Regions from separate parts of the Homo sapiens genome. Here regions 2 and 3 are each linked to region 1. A link is a loop called in an ENCODE intact Hi-C map of the cell type or tissue named here. Cell type or tissue: CD4-positive, alpha-beta T cell. All regions are shown on one strand. Each heading gives the region's core, and the rest is flanking DNA. Links, peaks and the distances in the headings are about the cores only. Region 1 overlaps SSC5D (scavenger receptor cysteine rich family member with 5 domains). Region 2 has its middle 8.3 kb from the start of MIR8061. Region 3 overlaps TNNT1 (troponin T1, slow skeletal type).

Region 1 (6,110 bases), core at 616-5,615:
GACGGAGTCTCGCTCTGTCACCCAGGCTGGAGTGCAGTGGCGGGATCTCGGCTCACTGCAACCTCCGCCTCCTGGGTTTAAAGGATTCTCCTGCCTCAGCCTCCCGAGTAGCTGGGATTATAGGCATGCACCACCACACCCGGCTAATTGTTTGCATTTTTAGTAGAGACGGGATTTCACCATGTTGGCCAGGCTGGTCTGGAACTCCTGACCTCAGGTGATCCACCTGCCTCAGCCTGCCAAAGTGCTGGGACTAGAGTGAGGCACCGCGCCCGGCCCGTAAAATGTCTCTTAACCATCCTTTTTTTTTTTTTTTTTTTTTTTGAGACGGGGTCTCACTCATCCAGGCTGCAGTGCAGTGGCTTGACCATGGCTTACTACAGCCTCAACCTCCAGGGCCCAAGTGATTCTTCTGCCTCAACCTCCCGGGTAGCTGGAACTACAGGAGCACGCCCCTGCTTGGTGAATTTTTTATTTTATTTTTATTTATTTATTTTTTTCGAGACAGTCTCTGTCACCCAGGCTGGAGTACAGTGGCACAATCTTGGCTCGCTGTGGCCTCCGCCTCCCAGGTTCAAGCGATTCTCCTGCCTCAGCCTCCCGAGGAGCTGGGATTATAGGCATGCACCGCCACACCAGGCTAATTTTTTTGTATTTTTAGTAGAGACAGGGTTTCGCCATGTTGGCCAGGCTGGTCTTGAACTCCTGGGTTCAAGCGATCCCTCTGCCTCAGCCTCCCTAAGTGCTGGGATTACAGACATGAGCCACCACACCTGGCCATCCTATTTTAAACTGCAACCCTCAGTCTCCCCTGCCCCTTCCCCTGCTTTGCTCCCTAACACTACCTCCCAGTAGTTAGTACATGCTCTGTCACACAGTAGGCATTTGACACATGAACTGACGTTTGTATCTCCAAACTCCATCATCCAGGAAGCCTGAAGAAATGCTGCTCCATAAAAATCCAAACTCCGGCCGGGCGCGGTGGCTCACGCCTGTAATCCCAGCACTTTGGGAGGCCGAGGCAGGCAGATCACGAGGTCAGGAGATCGAGACCATCCTGGCTAACACAGTGAAACCCCGTCTCTACTAAAAATACAAAAAATTAGCCGGGCATAGTGGTGGGCGCCTGTAGTCCCAGCTACTCGGGAAGCTGAGGCAGGAGAATGGTGTGAACCCGGGAGGCAGAGCTGGCAGTGAGACAAGATCACGCCACTGCACTCCAGCCTGGGCGACAGAGCGAGACTCCGTCTCAAAAAAAAAAAAAAAAAAAAAAAAAAAAAAAAAAAAAAATCCAAATTCCACAGGCCTCCAATCTCATCTCCAGTGTCTCTTAGACTTACAATGTCATCTCTCATTTGTTCATTCATTTAACAAATAACATAAAAATTAACTACTGAGTTTCAAGCACTGCCCTAGACACTAGGGATTCCAGATAGATCCATGATAGACAAGATAATATGCCCCTCGCCCAAAGATGTGTGTGCCCCAATCCACAGAAACTGTGAATATGTTACTTTACGTGGCAAAAGGGGACTTGTGGATGTAATTAAGGGTCCAGACCTTGAAATGGAGAAATTATCCTGATTAGCCAAGTGGCCCCAATCTAAGTCCTTAAACTCAGAGAACTGGCTGGGTGCCGTGGCTCACGCCTGTAATCCCACCACTTTGGGTGACCAAGGCGGGTGGATCACCTGAGGTCAGGAGTTCAAGACCAGCCTGGCCAACATGGTGAAACCCCATCTCTACTAAAAATACAAAAATTAGCCGGGAGTGGTGGCACACGCCTGTAATCCCAGCTACTCAGGAGGCTGAGGCATAAGAATTGCTTGAACCTGGGCAGCAGAGGCTGCAGTGAGCCGAGATCATACCACTGCACTCCAGCCTGGGCGACAGAGTGAGACTCTGTCTCATAAATAAATAAATAAAATCAGAGAACCTTTCAAGCCACAGTGAGAGAGAAAAATACGAAGGCAGAGGAAAGGTCAGAGAGATGCAATGTTGCTGGCTTTGATGATGGGGGATGGAGCCACAAGCCAAGGAATGTAGGTGGCCTCTAGAAGCTGGAAAAGGCAGGGAAATGGATTCTCCCCTAGAGCCTTCCAAAGGGAACCACCCTGCTGGCGCCTTGATCTTAGCCCACTAAGCAAGTCTGACTTCTGACCTACAAAACTGCAAAATAATAAGTCTGCGTTGTTTTAAACCACTAAATTTGTGGCGATGTATTATGGCAGCAATTGAAATAGATACAGATCTTTCACAGAGCTTAAAGTCTAGCAGAGATGGATAACACCGATGAAAATTTCTGGCAATGCAAATTTCTCCCACCCTTTGCTTCTCTGAGAATTCATTTCTCCTTGTGGCCTGCTGATGAAATAATATCATCTCCCCTGTGAGGTTTCCTTGATTTCTCTACTACAAATAATCGCTCGTTCCCTGAAATCCTGCAGCTGTTGTTCGTTTTCAGCAAATAACCCTAACAAACAATATTCTGCGGTTTTAAACGATTTCACACACATTTTGTTCATTGAATTGGGGCCTGCAGTCACCCAACTAGTTCTAATCCGGGTTGGAACCACGATTGGAACCTGGTAGGAGAGTCGGACTCCAGACTCGTGCTTCTATTTTAGCATATGGTTCCCAATCCAAGGAGCAAAACGTGTGAAATCACTTAAAACAGGTTATAATCGTGGCTCCTAAGTTAAACTTCTCTGAGCCTCACTTTTTACCCCATCTGAAACACAGGTGTAGCAACAGTTTCTATGGCCTGAAGTTGGGGTCATGCATGCCCAGCACAGACTAGGTGAGCTCTCGTTCCACCTTTCCAACAACCCTGGCGCCCCATTTTTTTTCCAGAGAAAGAAACAGGTGGCCGGGCGCGGTGGCTCACACCTGTAATCTCAGCACTTCGGGAGGCCAAGGCGAGTGGATCACGAGGTCGGCTTTGAGACCAGCCTGGCCAACATGGTGAAACCCCGTCTCTACTAAAAATACAAAAATTAGCCCGGTGTGGTGGCGTGCGCCTGTAATCCCAGCTACACAGGAGGCTGCAGCAGGAGAATCGTTTAAACCTGGGAGGCAGAGGTTGCAGTGAGCTGAGATAGCGCCACTGCACTCCAGCGTGGGTGACAGAGCGAGACTCCGTCTCAATAAATAATAAATAAATAAAACAATATAAATAAGAAACGGGGACTCAAAGAGACCAAGTCACTTTTTCAAGGTTACATTGCTCCTGAAGCTAAGAATGCATGCCTGCCTCGTCTCCCACTCCACCCCGCATACGCCTCCAAGTCTTCCTATTGATAAGGTGGCACACATGGCTGTCTTTTCATTTCACCGGCGCAGTTTGTGATTCTGCATTTATTTCTGCTCATTGGCTGCCTCCCTACCCTACGGGAGGGGTCCCGAGGCCGGACCCGCTGTCTCCGCAGCCGCTGTGCCCGGCACGTGCCCGCCTCCACCACGAGGGGGCGCTATGGGCTAGGGAGGCGCTGCAACCCTGGCAGTCCTTGAACGAGGAGCATCACCTCTCGGAGCTCCCGCTTCCGGCTCTGGAAACGGAATGATAGCTCTAACTCACAGCTGGAGCCCACCCACCCCCAAGTCACGGCGCCTCTAGGGCCTGCTTCCTCCCTCCCTTTCCCCACCTCAAGGCCCGCTTCTTGGGGCCTGGTTGCCCTTCGCCCAGCTATTATTACTGCGGGCGATGCGCCGGCTGGCCAATCAGGAGGCGCAGCGCGCCTGTGACGTCACGAGGTGCGAGGCAGATGAACGCCTGCCCCATCCCGTCCCTCCATTCCCGGGCCCACCGCGCCTGCGCATGCGTGCTGAGCGCCAGAAAAAAAAAAGGCGGGAAAGGACGCTTGCGGCGAGACTCTCCTGCGGGAGCGGGAGGCTTGGGCCTCTCAGGAGGGCACAGGTACGGGGCGCGGGGCGACAGAGGCAGAAACCCAGGCAGCCCCAGACGGCGAGCAGGGCGGGAGAGTGGAAGGGAGGGAGAAGACGGAGAAACAGCGACTGCGACGGGCACAGAGGGAGGACAGAAACGCTGCCCCTTAGGTGGGGAGTGAAACCTCCCGTGAGGGAGCGGCGAGGGCGGCGGGGACGGTGAGAAACGGACAGAGGAGCCCGCGGGAGACAGAAACGGAGGGAAGGGGGCTGACCATGAGAGAAACGAGGGGGAGAGAGAAGAGAGCACGCGGGAGACTGCAGGGAAGGCGCGGGAGATGGAGACTCAGAAAACAACCGTAAGAGACAAAGGAAAAGATACCACAGCGCTGGGCCTGGGGAGAGAACGCAGTGAGAAATGGAGACGATGAGAGTATGAGGTGATATAGCAAAACCGACCGTGAAAAATCGAGTGAGAAGCAGGTGGCGAAGCTGAGAACTGAAAGTGAAAGACAAGAGGACGGAAGATACAGAAACAGTTTGGGCCCAGTGGCTCCCGCCTGCAATTCCAGCACTTTGGGAGGCCGCAGCAAGCCGATGACTTGAGCCCAAGAGTTTGAGACCAGCCTGGGCAACATAGTGAGAACCCATCTCGACAAAAAATCAGGCCGGGAGCAGTGGCTCACCCCTGTAATCCCAGCACTTTGGGAGGCCGAGGCAGGCGGATCACGAGGTCAGGAATTTGAGACCAGCCTGGCCAACATGGTGAAACCCGTCTCTACTAAAAATACAAAAATTAGCCGGGAGTGGTGGCACACGCCTGTAATCCCAGCTATTCAGGAGGCTGAGGCAGGAGAATCACTTGAACCCGGGAGGTGGAGGTTGCAGTGAGCCGAGACCACGCCACTGCACTCCAGCCTGGGCAACACAGCAAGACTCTGTCTCAAAAAAAAAAATTAGCCAGGCATGGTGGTGTGCATCTGTAATCCCAGCTATTCAGGAGGCTGAGGTCGGAGGATCACCTGAGCCTGGGAGTTCAAGGCTGCAGTGAACTGAGATCGCACCACTGCACTTCAGCCTGGGCAACAGAGCAAGATCCTGTCTCAAAAAAGAGAGAGAGAAATTTACCATGAAAAATGGAGTGAGAAACAGAGGTGGTGAAGGTGAGATCTGAAAGAAAAGTGAAAGACTGAGGGGGAAAGACAGATAAATTGACCAGGAAAAACTAGGTGAGAAACAGAGATGAGAGTGTGAGACTGATAATGAAACAAAAAGACAGAAGGACAAGGGAGAAAAAAATAAAGAGAAACTGACCACGAAAACTGGAGTGAGAAATAGATGTAATGAGGGTGAGAAATTGAAAAAGAAAGACAGGGAAAAAGAAATGATGGGAATATGAAACTGACAACGAAAGAAAAAAAATGAGAAAGATGGTGAGAGAGAGCAAAAGAAATTACCATGAAAAAAATACGGCATAAAGACGAGTGTGAGAAATTGAAAATGAAAGGCAAAAAGAGATTGGCACAGAGAAGAAAAGATAGAGAATTTGATCATGGAAAATGAAGTGAGGCCAGGCATGGTGGCTCACACTTATAAACCCAGACATAAGCCCAGCACTTTGAGAGAGTGAGACAGGAGGATCGCCTGAGCTCAGGAGTTTGAGACCAGCCTGGGCAACATAGTGAGCCCGTCTCTACAAAAATTAAAAATGAGCCGGGTGTGGTGGCGCACATCTGTAGTCCCACCTTTTCAGGAAGCTGAGGCAGGAGGATCGCTTGGGCCCGGGCAGTCAAGGCTGCAGTGAGCTGAGATCACACCACTGCACTCCATCCTGGGCAATACAGAGATAGAGATGATGAGGGTGAGAAATGGATAATGAAAAAAAGAGACCAACAGCAAGTGAGAAACAGGAGCAGAGATGGATTCGCAGGGATCCTGAGAGATGGGGATACAAGGAAGACAGGCAAAGAAAAAGGCAGAAGAATGTGGTGACAGTGATGTGGGGGCCAAAGCGGGGCGTGGTCCCAGGTGTGGAAGGAGCTGCAGCAGCAAGACAGAGGCCATAGAGCAGAGGGGGATGGAGCTGTGGCCCTGGAGGCTGATTCTGCTGGCCAGAGGGAGGGGATGGCCAGGGTAAGGAGAGAAGCTGCACTCCAGGAGTCCCCACCTCTGAGCCATACCAGGCCCGGACCAGAGCGTGAGCTTCAAGAATGGGTGAGGTTTCG
Region 2 (6,110 bases), core at 531-5,530, 850 kb after region 1:
CAGTGAAATAAGCCAGGAACAGAAAGACAAATCTCGAATGTTCTCACTCATACGTGGGAGCTAAAGAAGTGGATTCCTAAACAGAGAGAGTAGACTGGTTGGCCAGGTGTGGTGGCTTGTGCCTGTAATCCCAGTGATTTGGGAGGCCAAGGCAGGTGGTTCACTTGAGGTCAGGAGTTCCAGACCAGCCTGGCCAATGTGGCAAAACCCCTTCTCTACGAAACATACAAAAATTAGTTGGGCGTGGTGGTGTGCACTGTGGTCCTAGCTACTCGGGAGTCTGAGGCAGGAGGATCGCTTGAGCCCTGGAGGGTTGAGGCTGCAGTGAGCCATGATTGTGTCACTGCATTCCAGCTTGGGCAACAGAGCAATACCTTGTCTCAAAAGAAAAAAAAAAGGCCGGGCGTGGTGGCTCATGCCTGTAATCCCAGCACTTTGGGAGGCTGAGGCGGGTGGATCACTTGAGGTCAAGAGTTCGAGACCATCCTGGCCAACATGGTGAAACCCTGTCTTTAGCCTGGCGTGGTGGCATGCATCTGTAATCCCAGCTACTCAGGAGGCTGAGGCAGGCGAATCTCTTGAACCCAGGAGGCAAAGGTTGCAGTGAGCCAAGATCACGCCACTGCATTCCATCCTGGGTGACACAGCAAGACTCTGTCTCAAAAAAAAAAAATGTGTAGACTGGTGGTTACTAGAGCTGGAAAGGGTGGGAGATAAGGAGATGTTAGTTACGGAGTATAGAAATACAGCTGGATAGGAGAAATAACTGAGTATTTGACAGTACAGTAGGGGAAGTATAGTTAACAATAATATATTGTGTATTTCAAAACAACTAGAATAAAAGAATTGTAATGCTCCCCAACAAAAAGAAAAGATAAATATTTGAGGTGATGGATATTCTAATTACCCTGATTTTATTATTACCCATTGCATACAAGTATCAAAATATCATAAGTACCCCAAACCTATATACAACTATTATATATGGATAAAAATAAATAAATGGAACTCTGGCACCAACTTTAAGGCATAACGTGTACAAATCCAGGGGATCTATTTAGGGCACTGGTTGTCCTGAGTGTGCTAATTTGATTGTGGCAATCATTACACAATGTATACGTATATCAAATCATCATGTTGTACACCTCAATATATACAATCTTGGTTGATTAAATCATTTTAAGGATAAAAAAGGATTTTTTAAAAAGATAAAAAGGAAAACACTGAACTTCTCTGTGGCTCTCCTTTTTCCCTGCTCAGCTTTGAATAACTGTGAAGGCAAAGACTGGATGCAGGTGACCTGTGCACCCTAGGACCTGGCGTGGGATTGCCAGACTTTAGGTCTTTAGGATTATTTGTTGATGTACAAAGGAAAGCATGGCCCAGAGAACTGGGCTCTGCTCTCAGTTGCATAAATATGGCCCATTCTTAAGGCCAGCAATTAAGCTCCAGGAAGATCCCTAGAGTCAGCTGAACAGAAAATTACAACAAAGTCTCTGGGGCAATTGGGGATTTCCAGGAGACATAGGAGCAGCTGGGGACTGCGTCAGTGATAATGAAATCAGCTGGGTGGATGTAGCCGGGTCTCTAGAAACAGCCAGCGGATGTAGCCGGGTCTCTGGAAACAGTCAGGTGGATGTAGCCGGGTCTCTGGAAACAGCCAGGTGGATGTAGCCGGGTCTCTGGAAACAGCCAGGTGGATGTAGCCGGGTCTCTAGAAACAGCTAGGTGCATGTAGCTGGGTCTCTGCAAACAGGCAGGCAGCTATGGGGGATTGGGGGTGGTCACTGGAAACAGCTAGATGACTGTAGCTGACTCTTTAGTAACAGCCGAATGTAACTAGGTCTCTGGAAAGTCACCTTGAGGACTGAGCTGGGAGATGGGAGGTGCCTCGTGGGAGCTTATGTCATGGGTAGAGGAGCACAGTTTATTGCCTGGCAGGGCGTACGTGTGGGAATAGATTCCCCGGCCTCTCTCTCCTCTCACCCTCTGCTCTCCTGACAGTGCCTCCCATGGCTGAACTCAACCAGACACTAGACACAAGAAGATGTTGGTGATGCAATCCATAGAGTCAGCCTCCAGGGCAGAGACAAGGTGGGAAAGGACAGAGGGTGTATTAGGAGAGGCCAGAACTTCCAGTGGGAACTGCTGCCACTGAACCGAGAAACCTAAATGTAAGGGGAGTAGTTGGATCCTAGAGTGGCAGGACTCAAGTGTCAGAAGTCAGTCGACAAAGGTGAGAATCTGGTGTGTTGAATTGGGTGTGGTTATCATAGAACTGGGTGTGGTGATCATAATGGAAAGCAGAATCAAGGCAGTAATCAGAATAGACTGTCTCATGCAGCCCTTTAGTGTTGTCTAGTTGACCGCAGCGTTCTAAGACGTGAAATAGATAGGAAACTTACTTCATTCTTACTTGATTTGTATAAGCAGAACATTTCTTGGCAAAGAGAACAAGAATCTAATTAAAATCATAAAATAGACAGTTACAGTCTCTTAATCAATTACTAGAATTTCACCAGTTTATAGACCCAGAACCCCTTGAATTAAAGGGAAGACCAGGTATCCTTGAAGGCGCTGCCCCGGTATATACTATAAAAAGTTAAACAATTATATTTATCTCAGCTTCCCTTAAATGGACCTATGGCCTTTATCATGGTAGCTGTGTACTGGGTAAAGGAAATGATCAGATATTTTGGGTGCAACTAGACACTGGCTCTGAGCTAACACTAACTTCAGAAGACCCAAAACATCATGGTGACCCTCCAGTCAGATTAGAAGCTTATGGAGGTCAGGTAGTCAATGAACCTTTAGCTCAGATTTGTCTCCTGTTGAATTTTCTTGGCCACCAAATGCATCCTGTGGCTTTATTCCTTGCTCTGGAATGTATAATTGGATTAGACATACTCAACAACTATCAAAATCCCCACAAGTGGGGAAAAAATAGGACAAGCTGTGGGGCATATGTAAGACTAGTGAATGTGTTGATGTTTGCATAGTATTCAACTAGTAATTGCTCCATAGGATAAGCTGATTGAGTTATTGTTGAGTTTTTTAAAAAATATTCTTTTTCTTGTATAAAACGACATTTAAAAATCCACTCTGTTACAAGTATGCAGGTTTCTTTTCTGTTATTTTATTACGATATTTTAATTGAAAAATAATAATTGTATATATTTATTGGGTACCATGAGATGCTTTGATATATGTTTACCTTTGCAATCCGGCCAAAGGCATGCCCATGGTAAGTGTGTTATTGTTTATTTTAAATGTGCACAAAAATTAATTCAAATGAGGTACTGTCTCCCCCTAGTGGTTCTCAAGTAATTTTCCGTTTTAATCTGAATAGGGAGAGCATCTAACTTTCTAAGAGGGGTGGAGACAACCAAGTCCCAGCGCACAGAGGATTCAGAGGTCTCCTGACATGTGTGAGTGCGTTCAGGTTTGTGCATGTGTGTGCATGTGTGAATGTGTGAGTACATGTGCATATGTGTGTAAGTGCATAAGTGGGATTAGCTCTCTGTCTTCACCCATCCATGCATCCGCTCAGACACCTTAATTGATCCCTGATCATATGCTCCATCTTGGAGGCCTAAGATGAGCAAGTTCAGGGGATCTTATGTACAGCGTAGCTGGTGATGGATGCGCTGATTCATTTGACCGTGGCTATTATTTCACAATGTATATGTATATCAAATTATCACCTTGTGCATCTTGAATATATGCAATCACTGCCAATGAAATCCTTAAAAAAATACTGACACCTCCTTTGTAGCTCTTGTTAACCCCATGTAACCTTGAACAACATGAAGGCAGAGATTGGGTCCAAGTGATCTATACACCCCAGAACATGACACAGGACTGCCAGATGTGAGGTCTTTAAACTATTCATTGGTGCATGAAGTAAAGCATGACCCAGAGGACTGGTCTCAGCTCTCAGATCCATATGTATAGCTCATTCTCAAGGTCAACAACTAAACTCTAGGAGAATGTTCAGGATCAGCTGAGTAGACGATTGCTGGGGCAGCTGGGGGGATTTACAGAAGACATTTGGAAACTGCAGGGGGATGCAACATTGTTAATGGAATCAGCTGGGATGGCTATAGCTGAGACTCAGCAAACAGCCAGGAGACTGGAGCTGGGTGTCTTGAAACAGAGAAGTGACAGCAGCTGGATCACTGGAAACAACCAGGTGACTGGAACTAGGTGTCTGGAAACAGCCAGGTGATTGCAGCTGGGTTTCTAGAAGTAGCTGCAATGCCACCTCTTTGAGGTGCTGGTCAGTTGTGGAAGGAATCACCTGGTTAATGAACTTTCTAGATGCTGACTAGAGAACTTTGGGCTCTACCTCTTATCTCCAGAACAGTTGACTGGTTTTGCAGACCAGGATGATTCCAAGGGGAAGCCCTCCAGATGGCTTCTTGAGGCTTTTCCAAGCATGACTTCCTCAGGCGCAGGGGGCAGTGGTCCCGGAGTCAGTGCCTGGCGAGGGCTGTGTACATGCTAGACTCAGCCATGGGCACCATGGACTCTGGGGACACAGCCTGGGCTGTCCTCCAAGTGAAGGCCTGGTGGTCCAGCTGAGCATATGTCACCTCCAGGGGTCCCCTGCAGCAGGGGTCTGAGGACAGAGACCCGCGGTGAGGTAGGGGAGATGAGGGTGAGGGTAGGGGGTCTAGAGGGTGGCCCATTGGAGGTGAGAAGAAAATATTTGCTCAATATTACTATAATCTGCACTTATTTATGGTTTAAAAAATCTTAATGAATTAGGAATAGAATGAAACATCATAAACATGTTAAAGGATGCCCAGCAACAAATCAATAGCAAATATTATATTTAATGATGAAGCTTAGATCAATTTCCACTAAAATATGAACAAAACGAGGCTTAATGGTCTTTCCACTTTTATTCCATTTTCTACTGAGGTGTCCTAACTGATGTAATAATATCAGTAAAAGTAAAAAACTAAAAATAAGATATATGAGGGCTAGAGAGATTTTTTCATTACTTGTAGGTAGTAAGATTCTCTAAATAGAAAATTCAAAGTCCATTAGGATTTATAAGAAAATAAAAACAAATCCATATCAATGACATTTCTATACAGCAGGGGTAGTAGTTAGAGAATCGAATGGCCCCAAACTCCTGGCCTCAAGCAATCCTCCCACCTTGGCTTCTCAAAGAGCTAGGACTAACAGTCGCCGTGGAGAGCAGTTTGAGGATATCTCAAATAACTAGGAATGGAACTACCATTTGACCCAGGAGTCCTATTACTGGGTATATATCCAGGGAAAATAAATCATTCTAGTCAAGAACACACACACTTGGATGATCATTGCAGCACTATTGACAATAGAAAAGACATGGAATCAACCTCGTTGCCCATCAACAGTGAACCAAATAAAGAAAATGTGGTCCATATACACCATGGAAGACTACACAGCCATAAAAAAGAATGAACTCATGTCCTTTGCAGCAACATGGATGCAGCTGGAGGCCATTATCTTACGTAAACTAATGTAGAAACTGAACACCAAATACCACATATTCTCACTTATAAGTGGGAGCTAAATATTAGGTACACATCTTCCCATAAAGATGGCAACAGTAGACGCTGGGGACCACTGAGGGTGGAGAGGAGGGGGATGGGGCTGAAAAACTACCTGTTGGGTACCATGCTCCCTACCTGGGTGAGGGGCTCAGTCTTACTCCAAACCTCAATGCCACACAATATTCCTTGGTAACAAACCTACACATGTACCCCCAATTCTAAAATAAAAATGGAAATAGAAAAAGCAGTGTATAGGCCGGGCGCGGTGGCTCACGCCTGTAATCCCAGCACTTTGGGAGGCCCAGGCGGGTGGATCACAAGGTCAGGAGATCAAAACCATCCTGGCTAACATGGTGAAACCCTGTCTCTACTAAAAATACAAAAAATTAGCCGGGCGCCTGTAATCCCAGCTACTTTGGAGGCTGAGGCAGGAGAATGGCGTGAACCTGGGAGGCAGAGCTTGCAGTGAGCTGAGATGGTGCCACTGCCCTCCAGCCTGGTGACAGAGTGAGACTCCGTCAAAAAAAAAAAAAAAAAAAGAAAAGAAAAAAGAAAAAGAAG
Region 3 (6,110 bases), core at 393-5,392, 360 kb after region 1:
CGGGCACAGTGGCACACACCTGTGATTCCAGCTACTCAGGAGGCTGAGGAAGGAGGATTGTTCGAACCCAGGATTTGGAGGCTGCAGTGAGCTATGATTACACCACTGTACTCCAGCCTGGGCAACAGAGCAAGACCCTGTCTCTAAAACATAAATAAAAATAAGGGAATGGGGCCGGGCGCAGTGGTTCATGCCTGTAATTCCAGCACTTTGGGAGGCTGAGGGGGGCGGATTACCTAAGGTCAGGAGTTTGAGACCAGCCCGGTCAACATGGTGAAACTCTGTCTCTACTAAAAATACAAAAGAATTAGCCAGGTATTGTGGTGGGCACCTGTAATCCTAGCTATTTGGGAGGCTGAGGCAGGAGAATCGCTTGAACCGGGAGGCAGAGGTTGCAGTGAGTCAAGATCGTGTCATTGCACGGCAGCCTGGGCAACAAGAGTGAAACTCCATCTCAAAAAAAAAAAAAGGGGGTGGGGTGGGGTGGGGGAATGGACTGAGAGGGATTCCAAGGCAAAGGGACAGGACTTGGGGATTGTTGGGCAAGGGGAGGGAAGCAATGGGGACAACCCCGAAGGGTCTCTGGGCTGGGGAACAAAGTGGACAGTGGGGCTGCCATCTCCTTCTCAGAGAAGTTGGTGAGCTCCATCAGGACGTCATGTGTGGGAAGGTGGGAAAAGTTCAGGAGATACCTGTTAGCTTGAGTCTGGGGCTTAGGAGAGAGTCTGGACCAGAGACAGTTGGCGAGTCCTCAGCAGTTGATGATACCTGAAGTCATTGGAGTGAATGGCATTGATGATGAGAAAAGGGAAAAGGAAAGCTCACTGGCAGCTCACGGGGCTGTCGGGGCAGGAGATAGGGATGGAACAGCCAGAGGGGTGGGAGGCAAGCCGGTATTCATTCCTGTACAATATGGTAAGCCATATTTTATTCCCACACATGACGCCCTGATGGAGCTTATCGACTTTTCCAAGATGGAGATGACGGCCCTGCTGTACACTTGGCCCCCTGGCCCAGAGACCCTTGGGGATTGTCCTCACCTCTTCCCTCCCCTTGCCCAGCATCCCCTAAGTCCTGTCTGCTTCATCTTGGAATCGCTCTTCACTGTCTCAGAAACCCAGAAAAGAGAATTCCAAGGAAGTGGCAGGAAATCAGAGCAGGCTGAGGGCTGAGCCTCAGAGCGGCACCACCCAATAGAAATAGATGGCAAGCCACACACGTCACTTACAATTTCTTACTAAAGGCTGGGCGCAGTGGCTCACGCCTATAGTCCCAGCACTCTGGGAGGCTGAGGCGGGAGGATCACTTGAGCTCAGAAGTTCAAGACCACCCTGGACAACATAGTGAAACGCCATCTCTTTTTTTTTTTTTTTGAGATAGAGTCTCCCTCTGTCACCCAGGCTGGAGTGCGATGGCACGATCTCGGCTCACTGCAATCTCTGCCTCCGGGGTTCAAGCGATTCTCCTGCCTCAGCCTCCTGAGTAGCAGGGATTACAGGCACGTACCACCATGCCCAGCTAATTTTTTTTTTTAATTTCTAGTAGAGATGGGGTTTCACCATGATGCCCAAGCTGGTTTTGAACTCCTGACCTCAAGTGATTCGCCCACCTTGGCCTCCCAAAGTGCTAGGATTACAGGCGTGAGCCACCGCGCCCAGGCTGTGAAACGCCATCTCTACAAAAAATTTAAAAATGGCTGGGCGCAGGGGCTCCTGCCTGTAATCCCAGCACTTTGGGAGGCTGAGGCAGGCAGATCGCCTGAGGTCGGGAGTTCAAGACCAGCTTGGCCGGCATGGTGAAACCCCGTCTCTACTAAAAATACAAAAATTACCCAGGCGTGGTGGCAGGCGCCTGTAATCCCAACTACTCGGGAAGCTGAGGCAGGAGAATCGCTTGAATCTGGGAGGTGGAGGTTGTTGTGGTGAGCAGAGATGGCGCCACTGCATTCCAGCCTGGGTGACAGAGTGAGGCTCTGTCTCAAAAAAAAAAAAAAAATTCTTACTAGGCATATTTTTTAAAGTACAACAATATAGGAAAAATTAATTTTCATAGCACAGTTTTTTTAATCTGTTATATAATGTTTTATCATTTCAACATGTAATCAGTATAAAACATGATTAGTGCCGGGCGCGGTGGCTCACACCTGTGATCCCAGCACTTTGGGAGGCCGAGGCGGGCGGATCACGAGGTCAGGAGATCGAGACCATCCTGGCTAACACAGTGAAGCCCCGTCTCTACTAAAAATACAGAAAAATTAGCCAGGCTTGGTGGTGGGCGCCTGTAGTCCCAGCTACTCGGGAGGCTGAGGCAGGAGAATGGCGTGAACCCAGGAGGCGGAGCTTGCAGTGAGCCGAGGTGGCGCCACCGCACTCCAGCCTGGGTGACAGAGCAAGACTCCGTCAAAAAAACAAAACAAAACCAACAACAACCAAAAAAACATGAGTAGTGAGGTATTTTACCTTCTTTTGTGTGTTTCACTGACAGCCCGCCTCAGCTGGGACCCTCCACGTTCAGGAGCCTCCCGGGGCTGGCGGCTACCTCACTGGACGGCACATCCCGGAGGTGGGAGGTGGCTCAGGGAGGTCGGGCCACTCATGGTCTCTGTGTTTCTGTCCACTCAGCCGCCCCGTGGTGCCTCCTTTGATCCCGCCAAAGATCCCAGAAGGGGAGCGCGTTGACTTCGATGTAAGTGACAAGAGACCCCTCCGCAGGCGCAGTTGCTAGTCTTTAAGGGGCCTTTGTGTCAATCATGAAAAGGCGCCGGCCGGGCGCGGGGCCTCATGCCTGTAATCCCAGCACTTTGGGAGGCTGAGGTGACCCACCTGAGGTCAGGAGTTCGAGACCAGCCTGGTTAATATGGTGAAACCCCGTCTCTACTAAAAATACAAAAATTAGCCGGGCGTGGTGGCAGGTGTCTGTAATCCCAGCTACTCGGGAGGCTGAGGCAGGAAAATCGCTTGAACCTGGGAGGCGGAGGTGGCGGTGAGCCGAGATCGCGCCATTTCACTCCAGCCTGGGAGGAAAAAAAAAAAAAAAGGCGCCGGTCCCCACTCCCCACTCCCGTCTTTGGGAAGCCTGTCCTTGGAAGAGCTGATTAGTGTCAAACACGAGGCATTGCTGCCACCTGCTGGATACCGTCCTGGGAAACGGTTCAGTTCACCATCCTGCATGGGGGAGGTGCTGGGAGGCTGCTGCCCCCTCCAGGGTCTCCTAGGACGGGCTGCCCGTGTGTCCTGCAGGACATCCACCGCAAGCGCATGGAGAAAGACCTGCTGGAGCTGCAGACACTCATCGATGTACATTTCGAGCAGCGGAAGAAGGAGGAAGAGGAGCTGGTTGCCTTGAAGGAGCGCATTGTGAGCCGAGAGTCCGGGTTCCCCCCGGTCTTCCTCCCTCCATGTGGATCCCTTGCATCTTGGGAGATGCAGATAATAGTTTTCCTCCTAGTACAGAGCTGAGCCTTAGGCTTTCGCGAATTCACCCAAGTCGGTGGCCACACTCCAATCTGTTTATTAGCCTACTCTGGGGAAGGAAGACTGGGGGTACGTCCCTGCACCCCCTTATGCTTCTCCGTTTCCCAGGAGCGGCGCCGGTCAGAGAGAGCCGAGCAACAGCGCTTCAGAACTGAGAAGGAACGCGAACGTCAGGCTAAGCTGGCGGTGGGTGCCTCCCCTGCCCTGAGAGCCCAAATGTTACTTCTTCAGCCGGATGCCCATTTTGTTATTATTATTATTATTATTATTATTACTATTATTATTATTCTTTGAAACGGAGTCTAGCTCTGTCGCCCAGGCTGGAGTGCAGTGGCACGATCTCAGCTCACTGTAACCTCTGCCTTCCAGGTTCAAGCGAATCTTCTGCCTCAGCCTCCCCAGTAGCTGGGACTACAGGTGCGCACCACCACGCCCGGCTAAATTTTGTATTTTTAGTAGAGATGGGGTGTCACCATGTTGGCCAGGATGGTCTTGATCTTCTGACCACATGATCCGCCCACCTCAGCCTTCCAAAGTGCTGGGATTACAGGTGTGAGCCACCGCATCCGGCCTATTATTATTTTTTATTCGTTTATTTGGAAATAGGGTCTTGCTCTGTCACCCAGGCTGAAGTGCAGTGGTGTGATCCTAGCTCACTATAACTAGGACCTCCTGGGCTCAAATGATTTTCCCACCTCAGCCTCCAGAGTCGCTGGAACTATATAGGCTGCGCCACTCTGCCCCACTAGTTTTTTTTATTTTTTTATTTTTTGTAGAGACAGCATTTTGCCATGTTGTCCAGGCTGGTCTTCAACTCCTAAGCTCAAGCAATCCACCTGCTTTCACCTCCCAAAGTGCTGGGATGACAGGCATGAGCCATCGTGCCCGGCCTGGATTCTCCATTTTCTTCTTTTCCCTTTTTTTTTAATTTTAATTTTTTTTTTTTCTGAGACAGTCTCGCTCTGTCACCCAGGCTGGAGTGCAGTGACGCGATCTCAGCTCACTGCAACCTCCGCCTCCTGGTTCAAGCAATTCCCCTGCCTCAGCCTCCTGAGTAGCTGGGATTACAGGCACCTGCCACCAGGCTCGGCTAATTTTTGTATTTTTAGTAGAAATGGGGTTTCTCCATGTTGGTTCAGGCTGGTCTTGAACTCCTGACCTCAGGTGATTCACCCCCTTGGCCTCCCAAAGTGCTAGGATTACAGGCATGAGCCACCATGCCTGGCCATTGTCATCATTATTACTATTATTATTATTTTTTTTTATTTGAGATAGGGTCTTTCTATGTTGCCCACGTTGTTCCCAAACTCCTGGGCTCAAGTGATCCTCCTGCCTCAGCCTCCCGAGTAGCTGGGATTACAGCCACCTGCCCGTCACCCAGCTGTGAAGGGGATTTTGCAGATGTGATTAAATTAAAGATCTTGAGATGGGAAGGTTGTCCTGGATTACCTGTGGGGAAGGGCAAGATCATCACAAGGGTCCTTATAAGAGGAAGGCCAGAGGGTCAGACTGAGAGATTTGAAGATGCTGCATGGCTGCCTCTGAAGATGAAAGAAGGTCCATGGGCCCAGACATGCAGGCAGCAGCTGGAAAAGGGAAGGGAATGAATTCTCCCCTAGAACCTCCAGAATAAATTGGTTCTGTTCACAACTTGATTCCAGCCCAGGGGGACCAATTTCAGATGTCTGATCTGCAGAGCTGTAAGATAACAAATCTGCATTGTTTTTCTGCCACTAAATTTGCAAATTACAGCAGTGATAGGAAACTAAGTTTAGGCGCGATGGCTGACGCCTGTAATCCCAGCACTTTGGGAGACCGAGACAAGTGGATCACCTGAGGCCAGGAGTTTGAGACCAGCCTGGCCAACATGGTGAAACCCTGTTTGTACTAAAAATACAAAAATTAGCTGGTAATGGTGGCACATGTCTGTAATCCCAGTTACTTGGGAGGCCGAGGCAGGAGAATCACTTGAACCCAGGAGGTGGGGGTTGCAGTGAACAGAGCAGAGATTGCACCACTGCACTCCAGCCTGAGTGACAGAGCGAGACTCCATCTCAAAAACAGAAAGGAAACTAATTCAGGTACGGAGTGCTGGGTGTACAAAAAGCCTCATGTCCACCATAAGGAGACGGGGCTCAGCCTGGACAAACCACTGTTTCTGGAACATTCAATGAAGAGTTTCTCGAATGTCGTAATGCCTTCGCTCAATATTCCAGAACCCCTTCCTCAGGCTCAAGGCCATCAGCCTCTTTAATCTCCCCAGTCCCTGGTCTTATCACCAGTTACTTCCCTTGACCCCCTCAAAACAGACATTCTCATATCCTGAGACTAAGGGCGACTGTGGCCCAGACAGGCTGAGCATCTGGAGTGAGGTCGTACAGCAGAGTTCACTATCGGCTATTTCAGGGTGGAGACATGCAGAAAAAGCAGGCATTTCTTCTTCTCCTTCATTTCGATTTTTTCTGGGAGGATATTAAGACCCAGAGAAGGGGGCCAGGTGCGGTGGCTCACGCCTGTAATCCCAGCACTCCGGGAGGCCGAGGCAGGCGGATCACTTGAGGTCAGTAGTTTGAGACCAGCCTGGCCAACATGGTGAAACCGCGTCTCCACTAAAAATACAAAAATTAGTTGGGCGCG

The links. Peaks named below come from ENCODE experiments on the same cell type or tissue, not always from the same donor. Only the 100,000 strongest peaks of a DNase experiment are listed, where the experiment ranks them.
Region 2: it touches region 1 in a loop (6-fold over the local background); 4 of 110 quality-filtered maps call a loop at or near these places.
Region 3: a loop joins it to region 1, with 12 times the contacts of the local background. A loop is called at or near these places in 69 of 110 quality-filtered maps.

Annotation. Positions count from the first base shown.
Region 1 is chr19:55,501,554-55,507,663 of GRCh38, reverse strand. The region is part of intron 12 of SSC5D (scavenger receptor cysteine rich family member with 5 domains); the gene reads right to left. Among named protein-coding and RNA genes, the nearest start is that of SSC5D, 16 kb to the right of the region's middle. RefSeq lists silencers at 3,779-3,828, 3,879-3,968. In CD4-positive, alpha-beta T cell, for the core only: CTCF peaks have their summits at 3,260 and 3,461 (motif pointing right); DNase peaks (open chromatin) are centred at 3,493, 3,743 and 4,316; H3K4me3 peaks cover 1,184 bases; H3K27ac peaks cover 276 bases.
Region 2 is chr19:54,650,596-54,656,705 of GRCh38, reverse strand. No RefSeq gene overlaps it. Among named protein-coding and RNA genes, the nearest start is that of MIR8061, 8.3 kb to the right of the region's middle. In CD4-positive, alpha-beta T cell, for the core only: a CTCF peak has its summit at 3,284 (motif pointing left); a DNase peak (open chromatin) is centred at 1,525.
Region 3 is chr19:55,138,432-55,144,541 of GRCh38, reverse strand. It overlaps TNNT1 (troponin T1, slow skeletal type), which reads left to right. Exons shown (of 14, transcript NM_003283.6): 7 at 2,622-2,685; 8 at 3,240-3,356; 9 at 3,582-3,659. Among named protein-coding and RNA genes, the nearest start is that of TNNT1, 7.7 kb to the left of the region's middle. RefSeq lists a silencer at 2,768-2,993 and enhancers at 2,577-3,081, 3,211-3,270. In CD4-positive, alpha-beta T cell, for the core only: CTCF peaks have their summits at 2,937 and 3,144 (motif pointing left); a DNase peak (open chromatin) is centred at 3,141; H3K27me3 peaks cover 2,645 bases.